Regions from separate parts of the Mus musculus genome. Here region 1 is linked to region 2. A link is a loop called in an ENCODE intact Hi-C map of the cell type or tissue named here. Cell type or tissue: gastrocnemius. All regions are shown on one strand. Links, peaks and the distances in the headings refer to the core of each region. The heading gives the core; the rest is flanking DNA.

Region 1 (4,369 bases), core at 1,083-3,582, 56 kb after region 2:
CTGACTGTGCCACTGAGTTGGGCGACGATGGCAAGCTAAGAGGATGATGGGGATGGGCCACTTGGGAGGCTGCCGCTGATGCTCAGAGAGGAATGTGATTTCTGCTCAGTGTCCTTTCTACGGAGAACTGCAGGGAACATGTGGCAAGAAGGAGGAGGGTTCAGAGAGAAGAAAGGAAGAATAGATGTGACCATGAAAGGTCAGTAAACTTCCATCCCTGAGTACTGAATCTTGGAAGAGAAACAGGAACTCCTTCAAAAACCCTTCCTACAGTCACAGCGTTAATCCATTCAAGTTACGACTAGTTTTTGGCTCGCATCACCTATGTTAAAAGAACTTAATCCAGGCTTTTGTTTGCAACGTTTTAGTGATCTCAGCCTCTCAGGCCAAAACCAAATCAGTGTGTAAACTACAGCAACCTTCCACCATCTCCACAGTGAGACCCAACATAGTCAGGGTATACGGCTATAGCAAGACCAAGGCCAAATCAACACCTCCTTACCCAGCAAGCAAAATGGAACACTCTCCGAGACAACCATGGACAGCGCTTATGTCAGCTGCAGAGGATACCAAAATCAAGCTTAGACTGACATTGTGAGGGCTGCCAGCACCCTTCTGCCCCTTGCATTTAGATATCCATGGCCCATCACCAAGCTAAATGGGTCAGCCCAATGTGTATTAATGAGTCCTAAAGTATCTTCCATAATTTAGGATCTGGTCTTACCTTGAAGTAAGCAGGTTCTAGAAACTTGTTTAATTTTTCTTTTGTTCACTTGAATCATCAAAGGTATTGACCTGATAATTTTTTTTCATTGCTAGAGCAGAACCCATTACAGTCACTAAGAAGTTTTAATTGAGTTTATCAAATATAATTACCTTGCCTCCACCCTTCTTCTCCTCAGTTTGCCTCCCTCAATCTGGAAGTACCAAGTCCGGCTTTCCCAAGGAACCCTTGCATGTTCAAATGGCTTCCCAGGAGTCTTTGAGAGGCAGTTAATGACATGTAATTTGATTTTTTGGTCATTAGTCCCAGAAGCTTTGAGGCTTTGATCCAAGCTTTCTGTTATCCTGACAGAAGGAAAACAAAACTCCACCTCAAATTAAATATTTGCCTTTGTCTACAGTTAGCTGTTTATTGTGCACGTAATCCTGCAGGTTTGAGTCCGCAGGGTTTGGTATCCTTCTGATCAGATACTTGGTTTTTGCCTCGGTCTCCAGAGCGCTAAGAACACATGAAAACTCAGGTTTCACCTAAGTTTCTAGATTTCTAGATCTCAGGCTCTCCACAGGTACGCACAAGAAACCTTAGCCTGCCTCTTATTTTTCACGTGAGCTCAACAATCCTCAGACCTTGAGCTTTGAGCACGGGGGTGTTCCTGTCAAAAGTACAAACTGATGGGAGAAAAATGAAGAGCTCAGCCATGGATGTCAGGCAATGAGCCCAGTGTTCAGCCGCAAACTGGCCAAGTCTCCCAGTGTCTGCGAAGGAGTGTGGGGTTCATTAAGGAAAAGTTTTAGCTTCTTACCAAGTTGGCTTCACACACCTAAAGTGTGAGAGTTACGTTATAATTGCTCTCAAGGACCTAACAATGTTGTAGAAGAGAACTCAGCGGGCAGGCCAAAACATTTACCTGATGAGGCCCAGGACTTGAGTTCAGAGCCCTAGACCTCCTGTAAAAAGCCATTGTAACCCCAGCACTCCTGTGCAGAGATAGGAGGTAGGACAGGAAAACTGCTCAGAAGCCCAGCTCAGAAGTCCAAAACACATGACAAAGTATTAGAAACAAGAGAGACTGGCCTCTACAAAAAGCTGTGGCCAAACTCCCAAAGTTGTCCTCTGACTGTTATACATGCATACACTATTGCAAATGTGTACCTGTCCTAGAGCTCTCTCACATATACACACAGAGAGATTAAAATGTATGTATCTCTCTCTCTCTCACTCTGTGTGTGTGTATGTGTGTCTGTGTGTGTGTGTCTGTGTGTGTGTGTCTGTGGTCTGTGTGTGTGTGTCTGTGTGTGTGTCTGTGTGTGTGTGTCTGTGTGTGTGTGTGTCTGTGTGTGTCTGTGTGTGTGTCTGTGTGTCTGTGTGTGTGTGTGTCTGTGTGTGTGTCTGTGTGTGTCTGTGTGTGTCTGTGTGTGTGTGTGTGTCTGTGTGTGTGTGTGTGTATGTGTGTGTATGTGAGTCTGTGTGTCTGTGTGTGTGTCTGTGTGTCTGTCTGTGTGTGTCTGTGTGTCTGTGTGTGTGTGTCTGTGTGTGTGTGTGTCTGTGTCTCTGTGTGTGTCTCTGTGTGTGTGTGTGTGTGTGTGTGTGTGTGTGTGTGTGTGTGTGTGTGGAATGCATCCAGCAGGTTGGCTCAGCAGTTAAGGGAACTTAATTAAGCCTGACAATCTGCTGTTAGTCCCTGGAACACACACAGTGGAAGGAGAGAACTCCCTCTCACATGGTCTGACTGTCACATGCACACCAGGAATACACTTGCACATGAACAATAAATAAAAATAGATGCAAGAATATTGAAATCTTACATAGATGTAAAAGAAAAGTCAGTAGAAGCAAGAAGTAGAGGCATAAATCCCTTCAGGACTTCAGAAAGTGGCCAGCCGTCTTTGGCTTTCGGGCAAGCCCCCCACCTCCCTCTTGGCTTGGTGGTCAAGCCAAGCCTTCTGTTCTCTTCGACTCTCATTTCCACCAGCATCTCTTTAGGGACTACAGAGGCTCCGCTCCTCCTAGAGTGAGGAATTTACCATCATCCACCACGTCCTGCTCCATCTTGAGAGAACGTGGATCCAGGTGAAGGAGAGCCATGTTCCAGTCCAAGACTGTTTAGCCTTCTCTCCCTCCTCTCCATATTGAGGCCTGCATCCCATCGTGCCATCTATCTTACTACCACCCAGGACCACCTGATTGCTCCTGCCTTCACCTCTGCATCACTCTATGACAACACGTTGGCCCTCTGGTTCTCTCAAGCTCCTCAGGTCACCTACTCTCTGACCTCACCTTGACCCCTGAACTCTGCTCTGCCTGACTCTTTGGTCTCTCTGCATCTTCTGGCTTTGCTTGCTCACAGGGGGTTGGTGTCGATTGCTCTCTTATTACTTACCTCAGCTCTATCACCTTTCTCTCTCCATCACATCTACCCCTAGTGGGGGAAAGCTAAATACCATGCTCCTAAGCCCAGAGGTTAGGGCTGCTGGAGAAAACATCACCATTGTACATATGGCATCAGCTCAACTGGCATTCCCCTTAGGGACACTTCTGAACTTTTATATCCTCCTCTAAGTTCCCAAAGACTCTTCTTTCTGTCATTCAGCAGACATTTGTTTGTTTGTTTGTTTGTTTGTTTGTTCCTGAAGTTGGGTCTCATGTAGCTCAGGCTGGCCTTGAACTTCTTCTATAGCCTAGGTTGACCTTGAACTCATGATGCTAGTGTCTCCAGCATCCAAGGAATGAGATTATATATGCACCACCTTGCTAGCACCATTTCTTTTTTAAAGAAATATACATTAAAAACAAACAAACAAACAAAAACAAACTCTCCTTATCCCAACTCTGTCAGAGCCCTGTGGCCTAGAAATCTACCTGCAACTGTCCTCCATCTCAGCCCTCCCCAGAGAAAGAGCAGGCGGGGCCATCATTGTGTCACTGGCATCTCTGGGACTGGCTCCCCCAGCAGCAAGCTCTCCTCTGTGACTGTCTGTTTCTGGATTCCTACCAGAATTGTTCCTTCTTCCTGCAAAATGAGCTCAGACCTAGGTCTTGTTTGGTCCATTTTCCCCAGCTGCTGCTCCATCCTGCAACACATCTTTCTTTCACAGCCACATGGATGTAGTGTTCATGCAGCCCATAACCTTAGTCCCCACTGTCCTATGTCCAATTGCTTCCCCAGCAAGGATAATCCAGTCCCTGTCCCCGACCCCACATTGGCGTGTAGTGTCTAATGGATAAAACTCACCCTGTCCAAAGCCAAGCTGGGCCTTTGAACACAAACTTTTGCAGGTTTTTGTTTGTTTAGTGGATTGTTTGTTTGTCTGTCTGTCTGTCTGTCTGTTTGGAGATGGTTGTCTCATTATACAGCTCCAGCTGGAACTAGAACTTGCTCTGTAGACCAGGCTGGCCTTGCACTCACAGAGATCCATGTGCCTCTGCTTCCTGAGTTCTGGTATTAAAGGTGCCACCACATGCAGCAAACCCAAACTTCAGCCACAGTCTTTATTACCTAGTTTGAGGGCAGTGCCATCTCCCAGAGGCTCACACTAACAAGTTCAGGCTGATCCATTTCTCATCTCATATACCATCTGCCAACCGGGATGTTATGACTCTGCCTCCAAAAAATACCTAAACTTTTATCTCATCTGACTGTCAGTG
Region 2 (4,369 bases), core at 615-3,114:
AGGGCAGCTCCCTCCCATTTGGTCCAATCTGGGTTTTTAACCCATACGAGGGGGCCCAGTAGTGGACAAAGAGAAGAAGGAGACAGTTGCAGCTAGGAGACCCAGTTGGCTCTAAACAAAGGACGCTTCCCAACCCTCATTAGCCTGGGTGAGGCGAGGGAAGCTGAGCGTGAACACTGACAATAGTTGAGGAGCCTCATGAAGGGCCAAGGCATGGCTCCAACATTCAACTCTGGGTGGTAGGGATGCCTCAGATTGGGGTAAGCTGGCAGGAGGGGGGTTGGGAATGCAAAAATATGTGTGTTCATTCCTGATACTTAAATCCCAGAATGCTGACTGCATCCGTCAGGTTGGCTTCCGTCTGAGGGTCAGTCATTCTGAAGGAAGCCACTTCGGACAGGGATCGGGTATTGGGGTAGTTATGGGCTCTTTCTATCTAACGAGGGGGAAGTCCAACACTATCAAGAGAGTGGGGCTCATTTATTTAATAAGATAACAATAGCGTGCCACTGCACTCCACAAAAAAATAGGCTGAGTGAAAGGAATTGGTAACCCTACAGTATTATGGATAGCTGGGTAGCTACTTCTACATATTATGTCCCTCCCTGGGCACCATACTTTAACAGAGATATAAAACAACAAAAATCGATTCAAAGAAAGATGACCAAAATGGCAAAGGGACTCTCAACTATGTCACCAAATTGAATTAAAGTACATGAGGAAGTGTTTCCAGTGAAATTAAGATCCAGAGCTGCCTCTCTCCTCAGCTTGCTGTTTGTGTTTTCTCAGTATGACAAAGAAAGCATAGGAGAGATGGAAGAACATGATGTCCTGCAGGGCTGTGAGGAGGTTAAAAATGGCTTTTTCAAATCCATAGGAGGCTCTTTGTGCAGGCCATTCGGGGCCTCAGAGATGGCTGGACCTGGGGACTGGAAATGAAGAGAAGAGAGTAGTCTTGCCTCTGAAGTGGAGGCAGAAGAAACTGTGAAAATTATGTTCACTAGAGAGTTCTAAACCGTTTCCTTTGTTGCTATTGATTTGGACTGTGTGATTCTTGGAGATACTGTGGAATTCCACCAAAAGCCAGAGACTAAGGCAACAAGTCCCACGAGTCGAAATGACCCTGAGAGAGAGCCCTGAGGAGATCCACCTCACACCTAGTCGGTCTCTCCTCTGGGGGCAGCATACTCGTTCCCTGGGACAGGCACTTGATGCAACGTTTCTCTTACATCAAGAGCTAACGTGCAGAGAAATACACCTTTAGGACAGCCCCACGAGGCACAGCCAGATGCCAACTGAAGATGGACAGGTGACGGAGTCCCTGGGAGAAGTCTGATTCGTCACATCTCTCCCTTACCATCACCCTCAGGGCATGTGGTCTAAATTCAGGGGTGGATCTGTGACACAAATGACAACATACCTCAATGGCTTCTCTGTCAAAGGTCTCTACTGGATCGAATTATGGGAGGGACCTCAAGAAAATTTCAAAGGAGGAAAATTCTTCAGACGAAGCTCACCCCTGTCCTTCAAAGTGCCAGCCTCTCCCAGAACAGATATGGTGAACATGGTCTCTATTAAGGACAACCAGAGGACAATTAAATATAGTGTCACCCTTTAGGATGCAACACCAGAAATGAAGATACTTGCAAAAACCAAGAAAATCTGAACAAAGTAAGGGCTTTCATTCCCAAAAATGTGCCATTTCCTTCCAAATAATTGGAACAAAATATGTTGATTTGCTGGGATTGAATCTGACAATTCATCTTGATCTTTGTAAAGTACTACTCCGAAAATAAAGTGTATTTAAAATTGATCCCTGTAAAGCAGATATGCAAAAATATGCAAAAACTATAAGAAGGCATGCAATGCAAATGATATGCAAATGAGATGAAAAAATGCCCAAAACCTATAGGGCGTCATGCAATGCAAACAGTATGCAAATGAGCAAATTCAAGGGAATGTTAACTGTTACAACAGCAATATTAGTTCAAGGGAAGGGAATGTCCTAGAGCACACTGACAAAGAACCATGAGGAGAGGCAGCTCCATAGTCGACAGCACCAGCTGCTCTGGCAAAGAACCAGGCTCAGGACCAGACACCCACAGGGCAGCTTATAATCATTTGTAACTCCAGGTGCTGGGGATTTGATTCCTTTTGATTTCTGCAGGCACTAGTTATACAGGTAGTGCCTGTACATACATGTAGGGTACAATGCACACATTAGAATTAAATAAAGAAATCTAAAACTCAACAACCATATAGTTTAAAGTAAAGTAGGACTGATATAAACTTAATAGTAGCATGAAGTTAGAAAATGGAAATGGAATTAAGCAGAATATAGTCTTTGAATTATCTAGAAAGTAGTAGATATACCAATTGTGTTTGGCCTTAATAAGTGATAGGTGTATATTACAATCACTTTGGTGATCACAAAAGAATTTTAAAGTAATATATGATAAGACAAATAGGGAAATTTAAATTTTATTTTTTGAAAGTATGTGCAAAAAGAGTAGCGGAGCGAATGGAAGCCAACCGGTGAGATACTCGGTTAAATCCACCTTAGCAGTTGTATAAAATAGAAGCAGGCTAAAGATTTCTATTAAGTGGCAACATCACACCAAATTAAGAAAATAAAAAGAGACCACACCAGAGACACACTTTATAAGTAAAGATGCAAATGATAGAAAAGGGCACAAAGGATACAGTGCAGATGCTGACCGAAGAAAGGACCAGAGCCCACCCCAATGCCTGACAGAAAGGACTGGAGCCCACCCCAGTGCCTGACAGAAAGGACCAGAGCCCAACCCAGTGCCTGACAGAAAGGACTGGAGCCCACACCAGTGCCTATTACTAGAACCCTCCTCAGTGTCTAACACTGGAACCCACCCTAGAGCCTAACAGAAAGGCTTTTAATAAGAAACCAAAAACCAAAAAACCTTTTCTTTAAATAAAAAACAAAGCAGGAGCAACAGTTCACAGCGACGGCAGGGTCCTCAATAGTAAGGAGCACTTGTGCTGTGTCTGCCTGTTGACTTTTCTTCTATTTGCAGTGGTGTGGGATCAAACTCAAGGCCTCGCACATGCTACACCTGCCTTCTCTTAGTAATACTGTATTTATAAATGCCTGGTAAACATATTACGAAAAGTAGAAAACCTACAGTCTTAGTAGGAGATTTTATCGAATGTCACTCCATGGCTGATAGAACAAGTAGGAAAGACAGGAGAGTCAAGGCAGTGAAGATGCCCATGCAGGTGGATGTACTATTTTCAAACCAGTATCCCGGTGAGGGACTGATCCAGAATATATAAAGAACGCCTATACACCATCAACTAGAAAGAAAATAACCCAGTTTAAACACAGTCAAAAGGCTTGAATAGACATTTTCTAAAGAAGGTAGACAAATGGCCAATAAACTTAGTCACTATACATTGTTGCTACCAGGAAATGCAAAGCAAACCCACAATGAGGTCCCACTTCACAGTCTGCTGGAGTGAGTGAATCCTAAGTGGACATCAGTGTTGGTGGGGTACGAATTGTCTGTGCATCTAGAACTTTCTAGAAACTTTTCTCAACAGAGCTACCATACAATCCAGAAGCTCTACTCCAAGGCACACATCTGAGAGAATTAAAACACATTTGTATGAAGAAACTTTGGGTTCAAATGTTTCTTTGTAGCTGCCTTATTCATACATCTCCGAAGGGGAAATGGCCCAAATAGCCAACAGCTGGAGGATAGATACGCTTCACGAGTTATACCCATACTAGGGAATATTACCAACCATAGAAAAGTGGTGAAGAGTTGAAGAATTTCAAAAGATGTTGTGTGGAAGGTGCTGGGCAGAAGACCACACACTGCATGACTGCACTTAGGTGAAATGTTCAGAACAAGTAAACCCAGAGACAGAACTCAACCTGCAGTTTCCCAGGCCTGAGAAAGGGGAAATGGTGATGGTTCTCCTTGGGATTGTGAAAACGTGGAGGTAGGCATGGTTTCATAATTCTGTTAACACACTGAAAACCACTGAGCTGTACACTTTAAAGGGTCTTGACATGTAGATTTTTATCCCCATGAAAATGAAATAACGATATAGTAAGTTAAAGTTCACTGTGCCACAGCCCCCAGATCCTGTGCCACAGTCCTACATACCCAATTACCACCAGAAACGAGCTCGTCTCCCAGGAGTGCTGACACACTTGTGAGCACTGGTAAGACTACCACTCTGTTCAAATTGCTGGCACAAAAGGGACCCTTCCAGAGCCATCAGGACACAGGAACCAAGGAACTGTCAAGGACAGGATCCTTCCAGTTTCCATCTGCACCTCAGAGCTGACTCTATACCACAGCTCTCCATACCCAAATTCCTCCCA

Evidence for each region. Hi-C counts contacts between places; a loop is a spot of excess contacts. Peaks named below come from ENCODE experiments on the same cell type or tissue, not always from the same donor. Only the 100,000 strongest peaks of a DNase experiment are listed, where the experiment ranks them.
Region 1: it touches region 2 in a loop (2.6-fold over the local background); 4 of 42 quality-filtered maps call a loop at or near these places.

The regions. Positions count from the first base shown.
Region 1 is chr17:86,895,326-86,899,694 of GRCm38, forward strand. No RefSeq gene overlaps it. Among named protein-coding and RNA genes, the nearest start is that of Tmem247, 20 kb to the right of the region's middle. In gastrocnemius, for the core only: no CTCF peak of the experiment used is centred there; DNase peaks (open chromatin) are centred at 2,371 and 2,619.
Region 2 is chr17:86,839,353-86,843,721 of GRCm38, forward strand. No RefSeq gene overlaps it. Among named protein-coding and RNA genes, the nearest start is that of Tmem247, 76 kb to the right of the region's middle. In gastrocnemius, for the core only: no CTCF peak of the experiment used is centred there; a DNase peak (open chromatin) is centred at 2,082.